2 separate regions of the Homo sapiens genome follow, and region 2 is linked to region 1. Evidence: read pairs that join two places in POLR2A ChIA-PET (ENCODE). Cell type or tissue: GM12878. All regions are shown on one strand. Each heading gives the region's core, and the rest is flanking DNA. Links, peaks and the distances in the headings are about the cores only.

Region 1 (5,000 bases), core at 1-5,000:
CCTCCCAAAGTGCTGGGATTACAGGCGTGAGCCACCGCGCCAGGCCTTTAATTATTTATTTTTGAGACAGGGTCTCGCTGTGTCACCCAGGCTGGAGTGCTGTGGTACAATCTTGGCTCACTGCAGCCTCAACCTCCCGGGCTCAAGCGATCTTCCCACCTCAGCCTCCTGAGTAATTGGGACTCCAGGCACACATTACCATGGTAATTTTTGTAGTTTTTGTACAGACGGGGTCTCACTATGTGGCCCAGGCTGGTCTTGAATGCCTGGCCTCAAGCAATCCTTCTGCTTCAGTGTCCCAGACTGCTGAGATTATAGGTGCCAGGCCCCCCACCACATCTTATTGGACGCAAGTCCTGTGTCCCTAGGAAGGGAAAAGTGTCAGTGGAGGGAAAGGTTAGAGCTGTGGGGCCCGTCAGGCCTTAGGCTCAGAGGGGCAGGCCCACCTGAACCCTTCCCTGGTGTCCAGAGTAAGTGGAAAGACCAGCCCCTCCGGCAGCTTGATTGCTGGGGACACAGCCCTCTAGCAACACGACCAAGGGAGGAAGCCTGCCCATCCTCACCTGCCCATTTTGCCCCCAAGAACCCCTTCTCTGAGGGGTTGCCATCTTGTTCCCATCTTGTTGCCAGCCTTGTTGCTAAGGGGGGCTGCTCCTTAGCAACGGGGCCTGGCCAGGCCAGACCAGACGAAGAAGCCTGAAGCAGTACCTGGCTGATTTCCCCTCCCCCACAGCCCCATCCCAGCAGCTGCCTGGTTGCTAAGGAGGCCTTCTCCCTAGCAACCACACCTAGCCAGGCTCCAGGACCCAAGGCCTTCTGCCCACTGGAGGACCACCCTCCGGGCCTCCGATGCCCCACCCCCTTGTGGCCCGGTTGCTAGGGGTAGCTGCACCTTAGCAACAGGCCTAGGTCTGGGCTGGAGTCTCACATTGGAGCCTGGTTGCTAGGGGAGGTAACTCTTTCCTGACAGGCCTAGCGAGGCGTAGTGGCTCCTCGAATCTACCTGAAGGTGCCCAATTCAGGAGGACCTGCCTTCTGAAGCTGCACTTGCGCCTTTTGCTAAAGGGGCTCAAAAGTCTGGGGGTTTACTGTGGTCAGATGTGGTGGCTCATGCCTGTAATCTCAGCACTTTGGGAGGCCAAGGCAGGCGGATCACCTGAGGTTCAGGAGTTCGAGATCAGCCTGGCCAACATGGTGAAACCCATCTCTACTAAAAATACAAAAATTAGCCAGGTGTGGTGATGTGTGCCTATAATTCCAGCTACTCAGGCGGCTGAGGCACAAGAATCGCTGCAGCTGGGAGGCAGAGTTTGCAGTGAGCAGAGATCGCACCATTGCACTCCAGCCTGGGAGATGTCTCAAAAACAAACAAATGGCTGGGCGCGGTGGCTCACACCTGTAATCCAAGCACTTTGGGAGGCCGAGGCAAGCAGATCACCTGAGTTCAGGAGTTTGAGACCAGTCTGGTCAACATGGTGAAACCCCATCTCTACTAAAGATACAGAAATTAGCTGGGCATGGTGGCACGTGGCTGTAATCCCAGCTATTGGGGAGGCTGAGGCAGGAGAATCGTTTGAACCCAGGAGCTGGAGGTTGCAGTGAGCCAAGATCACACCACTGCTCTCCAGCCTGGGCAACAGAGTGTCTCCAAAAAAAAAAAAAAAAAAAAAAAAACAAGGAAATGGGGTCATTTTGTCACCCAAGCTGGAGTGCAGTGGCACGATGACGACTCACTGCAGCCTCGACCTCCTAGGCTCAAGTGATCCTCCCACCTAAGCCTCCTGAGTAGCTGGGATTACAGGCATGCACCACCACGCCCAGATACTTAAAATTTTTTTTGTAGAGATGGGGGTCTCACTGTGCTGTGTTGTCTACGCTGCTCTCGACCTCCTAGGCTCCAGTGATCCTCCTGCCTTGGCCTCCAAAGTGCTGGAATTACAAGTGTGAGCCACCAAGCCCGGCCATTTTTTTTTTTTTTTTTTTAGAGACAGGGTCCAGTCACCCAGGCTGGAGTATAGTGGAGTGATCCTGGCTCACTGTAGCCTTGACCTCCTTGGGTCAAGTGACTCTTCTTCCTCAGCCTCCCAAGTAGCTGGGACTACAGGTACCTGTAGCACCACACCCAGCTATTAAAAACATTTTTTTCCAGCTGGGTGAGGTGGCTCACGCCTGTAATCCCAGCACTTTGGGAGGCCAAGGCGGGTGGATCACGAGGTCAAGAGATCGAGATCATCCTGGCCAACATAGTGAAACCCCGTCTCTACTAAAAATATAAAAATTAGCTGGATGTGGTGGTGCACACCTGTAGTCCCAGCTACTTGGGAGGCTGAGGCAGGAGAATTGCTTGAACCTGGGAGGCGGAGGTTGCGGTGAGCCGAGATTGCGCCACTGCACGCCAGCCTGGTGACAGAGCAAGACTCCGTCTCAAAACAAAACAAAAAACCAACATTTTTTCCCCAGGCTCAGTGATGGCTCATGCCTGTAATCCCAGAACTTTGGGAGGTAGAGATTGGTGGATTGCTTGAGCCTAGGAGTTTGAGGCCAACCTGGGCAAAAAATACAAAAAATTACAAAAACACAAAAATTAGCCAGGCATGGTGGCACACACCTGTGGTCCCAGCTACTCAGGAGGCAGAGGTGGGAGGATCGCCTGAACCCTGGAGACCAAGTGGCAGTAAGCCGCGATTGTGCCACTGCACTCCATACAGAGTCAGACCCTGTCTCAAAAAAAAAAAAATTTTCTTTTTTTTTTTGGTAGAGCCTCCCTATGTTGCCCAGGCTGGGCTCAAGTGATCTTCCTGCCTTAGCCTCCCAAAGTTCTGAAATTACAGCTGTGAGCCACTGTGCCTAGCTACAATGAATAATTTTAAAAGCGTATTCCAAGTAGTACATGTGACATCCTTTTTTTTTTTTTTTTTTTTGAGGGCGACAGAGTCTCTCTCTGTCATCCAGCCTGGAGGGCAGTGAGTGGCACAATCTCCCCGGCTCAAGCGATCCTCCTGCCTCATCCTTCCGAGTAGCTGGGACTACAGGCAAGAACCACCAAGCCTGGTTAATTTTTTTTTTTTTTTTTTTTTTTGAGACAGAGTTTCACTCTTGTTGCCCAGGCTGGAGTGCAATAGCGCAATCTCGGCTCACTAAAACATCTGCCTCCTGGGTTCAAGTCATTCGCCTGCCTCAGCCTCCCAAGTAGCTGGAATTATAGGCATGCGCCACCGTGCCTGGATAATTTTGTATTTTTAGTAGAGACAGGGTTTCTCCATGTTGGCCAGGCTGGTCTCGAACTCCTGACCTCAGGTGACCCACCCACCTCGGCCTCCCAAAGTGCTGGGATTACAGGCGTGAGCCACCGCGCCTGGCTAATTTTGTAATTTTTGTAGAGATGGGGTTTCACCACATTGGCCGGGCTGGTCTCAAACTCCTGACCTCAAGTGATCTGCCTGCCTCAGCCTCCCAATGTTCTGGGATTATAGGCATGAGCTACCACACCTGGCCAGGACATAGTTTTGTTTTTTTGGTTTTTGTTTGTTTGTTTGTTTTGTTTTTTTTTATTTTGAGATGAAGTCTCACTCTTGTTGCCCTGGCTGGAGAGCAATGGCTCAATCTCGGCTCACTAAAACATCCACCTCCTGAGTTCAAGCGATTCTCCTGTGTCAGCCTCCCAGATAACTGGGATTACAGGCATATACCACCATGCCTGGCTAATTTTTTTGTATTTTTAGTAGAGACAGGGTTTCACCATGTTGGCCAGGCTGGTCTTGAGCTCCTGACCTCAAACGATCCACCTGCCTAGGCCTCCCAAGTGCTGGGATTACAGGCATGAGCCACTACATCCAGCCTAATCTCATTAGGTTTTTACAGTGGGGTAGGGGTTATGGTTCCCATTTTACAGAACTGGCAGTGGAGGGTCAGAGAAAGGAATGAGGTGAATTTCCTGAGGTCACAGGGCTAGGAAGGGACCCCAGCTCTGCCTGCTTCCGGGTCCATTCTCTTCCCTCAGTGGGAAGGAATTTTGATGTTGGGGTGGGTGGCAGTCCCCGAGACAGTGTCTCCCCTTCCCTACTTTCCTGCAGGGCGTGGACGAGTGGATGTGGCCAGCCTGGCTGTGGGGCTGACAGGTGGCATCCTGCTCATTGTCCTGGCCGGCCTGGGAGCCTTTTGGTATCTGCGCTGGCGACAGCACCGAGGCCAGCAGCCCTGTCCCCAAGAGTAAGGGGGCTTCAGCGAGGAGGGGGTGGTGGTGGAGAGCAGGGGAGGGAGGAAGCATTGACCTAAAGGGATGTGCTAAGGATTGGGGGCAGGCAGGCACTGATGAAAGACCTAAGGACACAGTCATTTGGAGAGTGAGTCTGTGAGCTGGCTTGTGTCTGGTTTTGGCGACTGTCGCTCTGTCTGGATCCTCAGTACCTGGCCCGCAGTAGGAGCTCTGACCACTTTTGCTGCCAGCCTGTCTTTGCGGTACTGAGATTACCAGTATCCGTGGAATTACGACTCTGGATATTGTATCTGGTGAGGCTGCGACGGTGCAGCCTGTGGTGTCTTGGTGTCTGTGGTATGTCAGTTTCAGTGGTAACAGGTGCAGCACCTGAGTGGGTGTGGGAAATTGGTGAGGAGTGCGTCTGTGTTGTGTTCCTGTCTATATGGATGGGCTGAGTTCTGTCTGTTTGGTGTGTGTTGGCCTGCCTCTCTACAGGGCTGTCTTTTTTTTTTTTTTTTTTTTTGAGATGGAGTTTCACTCTCATTGCCCAGGCTGGAGTGCAATGGCATGATCTTGGCTCACTGCAACCTCTGCCTCCCGGGTTCAAGTGATTCTCCTGCCTCAGCCTCCAGTGTAGCTGGGATTATAGGCGCACTCCACTACGCCCAGCTAATTTTGTATTTTTAGTAGAGATGGGTTTCTCTATGTTGGTCAGGCTGGTTTCGAACTCCTGACCTCAGGTGATCTGCCCGCCTTGGCCTCCCAAAGTGCTGGGATTACAGGTGTGAGCCACCACGCCTGG
Region 2 (7,358 bases), core at 822-5,821, 180 kb before region 1:
CAGCCTGGGCAACAAAAGCAAAACTCTGGCTCAAAAAAAAAAAAAAAAAATCTGGAGGAGAAACATCTCAGTTTAAACAAAACCGAGAAAATGCATATAATTATTGAAGCTGGGTGATAGATAATGTGGATAACAGGCTGCTTATATTGTTCTTTTGATTTTAAAATTGGGGATAAGAAATGAGTCAACACATGCAAAATGCTCAGTAAGTGTTAGCGATTATTAACCTATCTAATCTTTACAGCAATCCCATAAAGTAGGTCCTAGTTAAGCTCCGTTTTTTTGTTGTTGTTTTTTCCTGAGACAGTCTCGCTCTGTCGCCCAGGCTGGAGTGCAGTGGGGCGATCTTGGCTCACTGCAACCTCCGTCTTCCCAGTTCAAGTATTTCTCCTGCCTCAGCCTCCTGAGTAGCTGGGATTACAGGCACGCACTACCATGCCCAGCTAATTTTTTTATTTTTAGTAGAGACGGGGTTTCACCATGTTGGCCAGGCTGGTCTTGAACTCCTGACCTTGTGATCCGCCCGCCTCAGCCTCCCAAAGTGCTGGGATTACAGGCGTGAGCCACTGCGCGTGGCCTAGCTCCATTTTTATAGATGGGGGAGCCACACTCAAAGAAATTAAAGCTGTGGTCCCACTGGAATGGTTGGAGGAATTAAATGGGTTAAAACATATGAAGTGCTTAGCATGAGGCCTGATGTATATCAATCAAGTGTTTAGCAAATATCTGCTGTTAATTTTGACATTACCACTTGCTGGAATGAACGTGACCAGCCATTCCTTCTTCTAGAACGGGAAGCTGCTTGCCGAGCGGGATGGAGTGAAAAAGAGAAGTCAGGAGCTGGCCATGGAGAAGGACACTTTGAAGGTGCCACTCCTTCCTAGTGCCTGACAACTTTCCACCACCCCGGGGCCATTTTTCCCATTTCCGGTTTTAGTGACTGCAGCCTGATAAGGGCAGGGTCTTCCATCAAGCTGTCAGGCTCCCAGGACCACCCAGGCATCCCTAAAATCCCTGAAGTCCTGGAACATCTCAGGAGGCTGAATACGTGGGGGTGCGAGAGAACAGGTGGGGCCAGGTGGAGGGCAGGACCAAGGGGAGTCCTGGGAGGCTGGATGGATGGACCGGCTCCTTTCTTGGCAGCGGCAGCTCTTTGAGTGTGAACACCTCATTTGCCAAAGAGACACCATCCTCTCTGAGGTAAGGGGCCCCGGGAGGGAAAGAGATTCGCTTTCCATGTGCACCAGCCACTTCCTGCCCCTGGTCTAGAAAGGGAAGTCCTACTTGGGTCTGATCCTTGGATGTGCAGCTGGAGAGACTGGAGGGTTTCCCCAGGTCCCAAGTGTGACCCCTCAGGGATCTAGAAGCCCTTCTGCCCGGTGCTCTCCCTTGTGCCCCAGCTCTTCCCTCAAGCTCACCCTGTCCCTTAACCCCCCAGCCAGTCCCCCCGCCACCACCACCCCCAGTGTCTTTGGGGAACTGGTCCCAGTCTCATTTGGCTTTCGGCTTTCCTAGCGCACTCGCGATGTGGAGAGCCTGGCCCAGACCCTGGAAGAATACAGAGTGACGACGCAGGTAACTCAGCGGCCCTCGCCACCCACCGCGGCCCTCGCCACTTCTCTTTTGCCATCTCTGGGACTTGCTGCCTCTCCTCCTCGTGCCTCTTTGTCAGTGGCCACATCTTGCTTCTTCCATCCTTGATGTATGACTGTATGACTGCATGTCTCCCCCTCTGTTTCTGTATCTGCCTTTTCACTTTTTCTCTGTTCCTTCCATTCACTTTCATTCTCTGTGGGTGTCTTCTCACACACCTCCTCTCCTTATCTTATTTTTTTTTTGAGACGGAGTCTTGCTCTGTCGCTAGGCTGGAGTGCAGTGGCACAATCTCGGCTCACTGCAACCTCTGCCTCCCAGGTTCAAGCGATTGTCCTGCCTCAGCTTCCCAAATAGCTGGGACTACAGGTGCATGCCAGCATGCCCAGCTAATTTTTGTGTTTTTAGTAGAGACGGGGTTTCACCATGTTGGCCAGGATGGTCTTGATCTCTTGACCTCGTAATCCACCCCTCTTGGCCTCCCAAAGTGCTGGGATTACAGACGTGAGCCACCACACCCAGCCTCCCCTCCTTATCTTTATGTGTCTCTGCGAGGCTCGTGTGGGTTCCTGTCTCTGCCTCTAGGTCTAGGCTGTCTGTCTCCCTAGGCAAGTCTTCTCTGTTTGGCTCTGGTCTTTACCAGTCTCTTAGCCCTCATGTTTCTCTTGCCTGTCTGTGAGTCTGTTTCCATCTATGTCTCATTTTTTCATGCATCTCTGCCTCTGCCTTCCTTCTTTTAATTGTCTTGGCTGTGCTTTTTTTTTTTCTTTCTTTTTTGAGATGGAGTCTGGCTGTGTCACCCAGGCTGGAGTGCAGTGGTGCAATCTCGGCTCACTGCAACCTCCACCTCCTGGGTTCAAGCGATTCTCCTGCCTCAGCCTCCCAAGTAGCTGGGACTACAAGCGTGTGCCACCATGCCCGGCTAATTTTTTGTATTTTTAGTAGAGACATGGTTTCACCCTGTCAGCCAGGATGGTCTCGATCTCCTGACCTTGTGATCTGCCCGCCTGGGCCTCCTGAAGTGCTGGGATTACAGGCATGAGCCACTGCGCCTGGCCTCTTGGCCTGTGCTTTAGCTTCTGGATTCCTGTTGCTCTCTCTCTTTGGCTTCCTAACATTCTGTCATGGCTTTCTTCCCCTTGTCCCTAGGCAGTATGTGTCTGGGGAGCCCAAAGTAGTCAGGAAAGGGGAAAGAACCCTGGAAGAGGAGCCCAGAGGTGGATGGGAGGGTGGGAAAAATGCAGAGCCAAATGTGCTCCCCACTTCCTCCTTTGCAGGAACTGAGGCTGGAGATTTCACGCCTGGAGGAGCAGCTGAGTCAGACCTATGAGGGGCCCGATGAGTGAGTGGAATTTCAAGGGGTAGGAGGAGGCAGGAGGGGAGCCTAAGGGCAGGGACACCCTGGCCTCCAGCCCCAAGGTGGGCAGGGAAGGGAGGCCAGCATGAGCTGACTGAGTGGCCACCAGGCACAGAGGCCATCTTCCTCCCTCCTTCCTGTGTGGCCAGGCTACCTGAAGGGGCCCAGCTGAGAAGAGTGGGCTGGACCGAGCTGCTACCCCCATCGCTGGGCTTGGAGATCGAGGCCATTCGACAGGTGGGCCTAACACCCCTGGAATAAGCTGCAGGCCACCAAGGCAGAATCTCCAAACATCTCCCTACTCTGATCCTCACACCAGCCTAGCCCTAACCCACATTGCTGCCAGAGGCTCCTATCGCAACCTTAGCTTTTCTCTAACTCTCTCTACCTCGGATCCTAACCCCAAACCCACTGCCAGACCCAGGCCTGTGCCAGACCCCAGTCTGATCCAGCTTTGACTCACCCCTATCTCGTCTCCCTCCATGACCATCTCACTCCTTAACTTCATCTCGAACCTAGACCTTGGTCCTGGCACCAAATCCTCCCCTGTTCCTGCTTCTGCCCACTCCCCAACCCCAGCCCCACACCAGCCCTTTTCTATCTCTCATCCTATTTTCAGCCGCACACCTAAACCTATTTCTATCTCTGACCTTGTTTTCTACCTTAATATGGCTCTCCCTGACCTCGGAAACAACTTCTGTCCCAGAAACAGGAAGTGGCAACTGCTGATCTCTCCAACCCTCTGTGTGGGGTGTGGCAGTGGGAGGAAGTCATCCATGAGACCAGTGAGGAAACTGAGTTTCCATCTGAAGCCCCAGCTGGGGGACAGGTGAGCACAGGAAAAGCTCTGAAGTCCAGGAGCTGGAAAGGGGCCAGGAGCTCCAGGTGCCGCCCTGGCCAGCCCATTCACTCACACTTTTGCTTGTTCCCCATTTGATGAGAAAATGTTAATTGAGGGCCCAGTGTGTGCTGGACACCCAGCCACAAGCCAGACCAGACACCACCCCTACCCCAGGGACTGACCTGCCAGCGTTGTAGACAAAGGTGAACCAAGCAAACACACAAGTTGCACTGTGGCTTTTATTGTTGGTTTGTTTTTTAGAAAACACTCTTGGGAATTACATTATTTAAAATCGTACTACTGTAGGAAGGGAATAAGTAAGTTGTTTATTCCAGCATTTTAAGGATATATTAAGCATTTATGTTTCAAATGTTAGCACCTTTAAGAAAAGCCAGCAAGCTCACTATGACATCTTTAACTCAGCAATAACCATTGGGGTTTTTTTTGTTTTTTGTTTTTAGAGACAGGATCTTGTCTTATTCTGTTGCCAAGGCTGGAGTGAACTTGACTCACTGCAGCCTCAATCTCCTGGATAAGCAATCCTCCCACCTCAGCCTCCCAAGTAGCTGGGATTACAGGAACACACCACCATGACTGGCTTTTTTTTTTTTTTTGAGATGGAGTCTCACTCTGTCACCCAGGCTGGAGTGCAGTGGCACGATCTCAGCTCACTGCAACCTCCACCTCCCAGGTTCAAGCAGTTCTCCCTGCCTCAGCCTCCCAAGCAGCTGGGATTACAGGAACCTGCTGCCACACCTGGCTAATTTTTGTATTTTTTTTAGTAGAGACGGGGTTTCGCCATGTTGGCCAGGCTGGTCTTGAACTCCTGATCTTAGGTGATCTGCCCGCCTCGGCCTCCGAAAGTGCTGGGATTACAGGCATGAGCCACCATGCCCAGCCTTTTTAAAATTTTTTTATAGAGTTGAGATCTCACTGTGTTGTCCAGACTGGTCTCAAACTCCTGGGCTCAAACTGTCCTCCTACCTCAGCCTCCCAAAGTGCTGGGATTACAAGCATGAGCCACTGCACCTGGCTTTTTTTTTTTTAATTAATTAATTTATTTTGAGACGGTCTCACTCGCTTCTCTGTTGCCCCGGCTGGGGTGCAGTGGCATTATCACAGCTCACTGCAGCCTCAATCTCCCTGGACTCAGGTGATCCTCCCATCTCAGCCTCCCAAGTAGCTGCAACCACAGGCATGTGCCACCATGTGTAGCTAAATTTTCTATTTTTTGTAGAAATGAGGTCTCCCTGTGTTGCCCAGTCTGGCTGAACTCCTGGGGTCAAGTGATCCGCCTACCTCAGTCTCCTAGAGTGCTGGGATTACAGGCATGAGCCACTGCTCTGGGCTCTCTCTCTATTTTTTTTTTTTCTTTTAAAGAAAATGTTGTAAACAGCTCTATAAACAAGCTGTATTGTCTTGAGAACTGCACCACTTCAAAGCTCTTTGCCATCCTTAAGGAGAGACTCATTTCTCTGATCACTTTTTCCCTGGTTTGAGAAAAGCTTTTGTTTCTCTTTGACACCAGAGCTTGTTTGGGTTCTCATTTAACTCTCCCAGTATCTCTGTAAGGCAGGCATCCTCATCTTGTTACTCATGGGAAACTGAGGCTCAGGGAGAAATCACATGCCAATGGTCACACAGCTTGTTGGGGACAGAGCCTCATCCCTCAGAAGTGTAGGTTAGATTGGGCTTCTGCTTTGAGCTGTCAGATGCCCCTGAGAGACAGGCTTGTCAAGGGGAAGACTGAGCCAGGCCTCAGAGTGCAACCTGCGATGGGCCCAGGGATACAGAGCTGAGTCCCTTGGGGCCGGGCCTCTCAGTGCTCAAGGCCTGATAGGAGAGACCCTGCAAATGGGTTGCCCCAGTGCAGAATGATCATTGTGCTAGAGGTGGGGGATGGGCCTGTGGGAGCCCAGAGAAGGGGTATCTGTGTCAGGTCAGAGATTGGGGAAGATATTGAAGGAAAACTGATACTTGAGTGGAAGGAAGGAAGGAAGGAAGGATGGAAGGAGGGAGGGAGGGAAGGAGGGAAGGAAGGAAGGAAGGAAGGAAGGAAGGAAGGAAGGAAGGAAGGAAGGAAGGAAAGAAGGAAGCCAGCCTTTGAGGCACTAGCACAGCCTGTGCAAGGCCTTGGCATAAAATCACGATATGCTTGAGGAGTAGAGGGTAACTAGGGGTGACTAGTGAGAGATGAGGCCAGGGCCAGATCATGAAAGGAAATCTCTGACAAGCTAACAGATTGTACTTTTCTTCATAAAGCCACAAGAAGGGTGGGGTCAGCTCCGGGCTTAAAAAGATCCCTCTGGAACCATGTGAGGGACCTACTGGAGGCAGGGAGGAGGCTGGAGCAATGGTGATGAAGCCTGAGCCAGGCCAGGGCCCTAGGGATGGAGGAAAAGGGACAGACAGACATAATTGGGGTGGAGGGACAGAGCAGGGGTCAGACGGGATGTGGGTGATGGGGAGGGAGGAAAGGAGGCAAGACTTGGAACTTGTGACCTTGTGAGGTGAAATCTTGAGGGATGTCTGGGGGCTGCCTGGAAGAGTTGGGTGCACCATCCTGGAGCTCGAGGATTGCGTTTAGAAAACAATGGCAAGTTGGTTGCTGAGGTCAAGGGCAATGCCAATATGTCTCTGGAGAAACCGAGAGGTACTTGGGTCCTGAGGGAGAGCAGATAGATCCAGCCCAAGTCTGGGAACCTGGGATGAGAAGGCGGTTGGACAGGGAAATGCTGATCTCCTCTGGGACCCAGATAAGTGTACGAGATCTGTGGAACATCCAGGAAGTTTAGGCAACCGGGACTCCTGGGTCCTGTCAGGGAAGGGGGCTTGGTGGCATCGAGAACAACCCTTTGGTTTTTGGCTTCTGCCCTTAGGGGGCTAATAGGGCCATCCTCATGTAGGGCAGCACGAGAGGAGGGCAGGTTGTAGAAGGTGGTGAATTCATGTGTAGGTTGCAGCCTGGAAGACCTTTTGTATATGGGGTCTGGGACCGGCGGGGGAGACAGTGGGCACTGTTAGGGTTGGAGCTTTGAGTGAGAAGAATCAGAGAAGAACTAACCTTTTTGTTTCCACAGAGAAACTTCCAGGGAGAGCCAGCGCACCCTGAAGAAGGAAGGAAGGAGCCATCCATGTGGTAAGGAGCTGAGCCATCCGTCTGCCTCAGGGTGACACCTTATTCACAGCTGTTTACAGTAGGAGGACTGGATGTGCCCTGAGGGGATCGGCATTCATTCATTCACTCCTTCTTCATGTCTTCCGGGAGCAGAACCTGGGCCTGTAGGCCAGGAGATGAGGCCTGGCCCTGCCCTCAGGTCTAGGAGGAGATCTGGTTCCTGACCCTGCCTTGGGGGAGGGCTCCCAGCGAGGCTGCCATGCCTGAATGGGGTGAGGGGGGGCCTCTGGAATCAGCGTGGATTCAGATTCCAGCTCAGGTACTTTGCAGTCAGGCTGGTGTAAGCATTTGGTTGTATGCCGTGAAGTCCCAGCCCTGTGATTGGGATGTGATTGTTAGGAGGCTGTGTCCAGGCCTCTGAGGATGGAGAACGCACTAGATGACTGGGC

The links. ChIA-PET counts read pairs that join two places held together with the same protein. Peaks named below come from ENCODE experiments on the same cell type or tissue, not always from the same donor. Only the 100,000 strongest peaks of a DNase experiment are listed, where the experiment ranks them.
Region 2: POLR2A ChIA-PET joins it to region 1 with 8 read pairs; 2 of 35 experiments call an interaction of 5 or more read pairs at or near these places.

Annotation. Positions count from the first base shown.
Region 1 is chr19:49,584,424-49,589,423 of GRCh38, forward strand. PRRG2 (proline rich and Gla domain 2) reads left to right here. Exons shown (of 7, transcript NM_000951.3): 5 at 4,074-4,209. Among named protein-coding and RNA genes, the nearest start is that of PRR12, 4.3 kb to the right of the region's middle. RefSeq lists enhancers at 185-810, 4,304-4,363. In GM12878, for the core only: no CTCF peak of the experiment used is centred there; no DNase peak of the experiment used is centred there.
Region 2 is chr19:49,406,097-49,413,454 of GRCh38, forward strand. It overlaps KASH5 (KASH domain containing 5), which reads left to right. Exons shown (of 20, transcript NM_144688.5): 10 at 790-867; 11 at 1,144-1,200; 12 at 1,516-1,575; 13 at 2,871-2,935; 14 at 3,100-3,187; 15 at 3,657-3,779; 16 at 6,872-6,930. LOC124904740 (a long non-coding RNA gene) reads right to left here. Exons shown (of 2, transcript XR_007067289.1): 2 at 6,856-7,008. Among named protein-coding and RNA genes, the nearest start is that of PTH2, 14 kb to the right of the region's middle. RefSeq lists an enhancer at 2,876-2,925. In GM12878, for the core only: no CTCF peak of the experiment used is centred there; a DNase peak (open chromatin) is centred at 3,645; H3K27ac peaks cover 1,398 bases.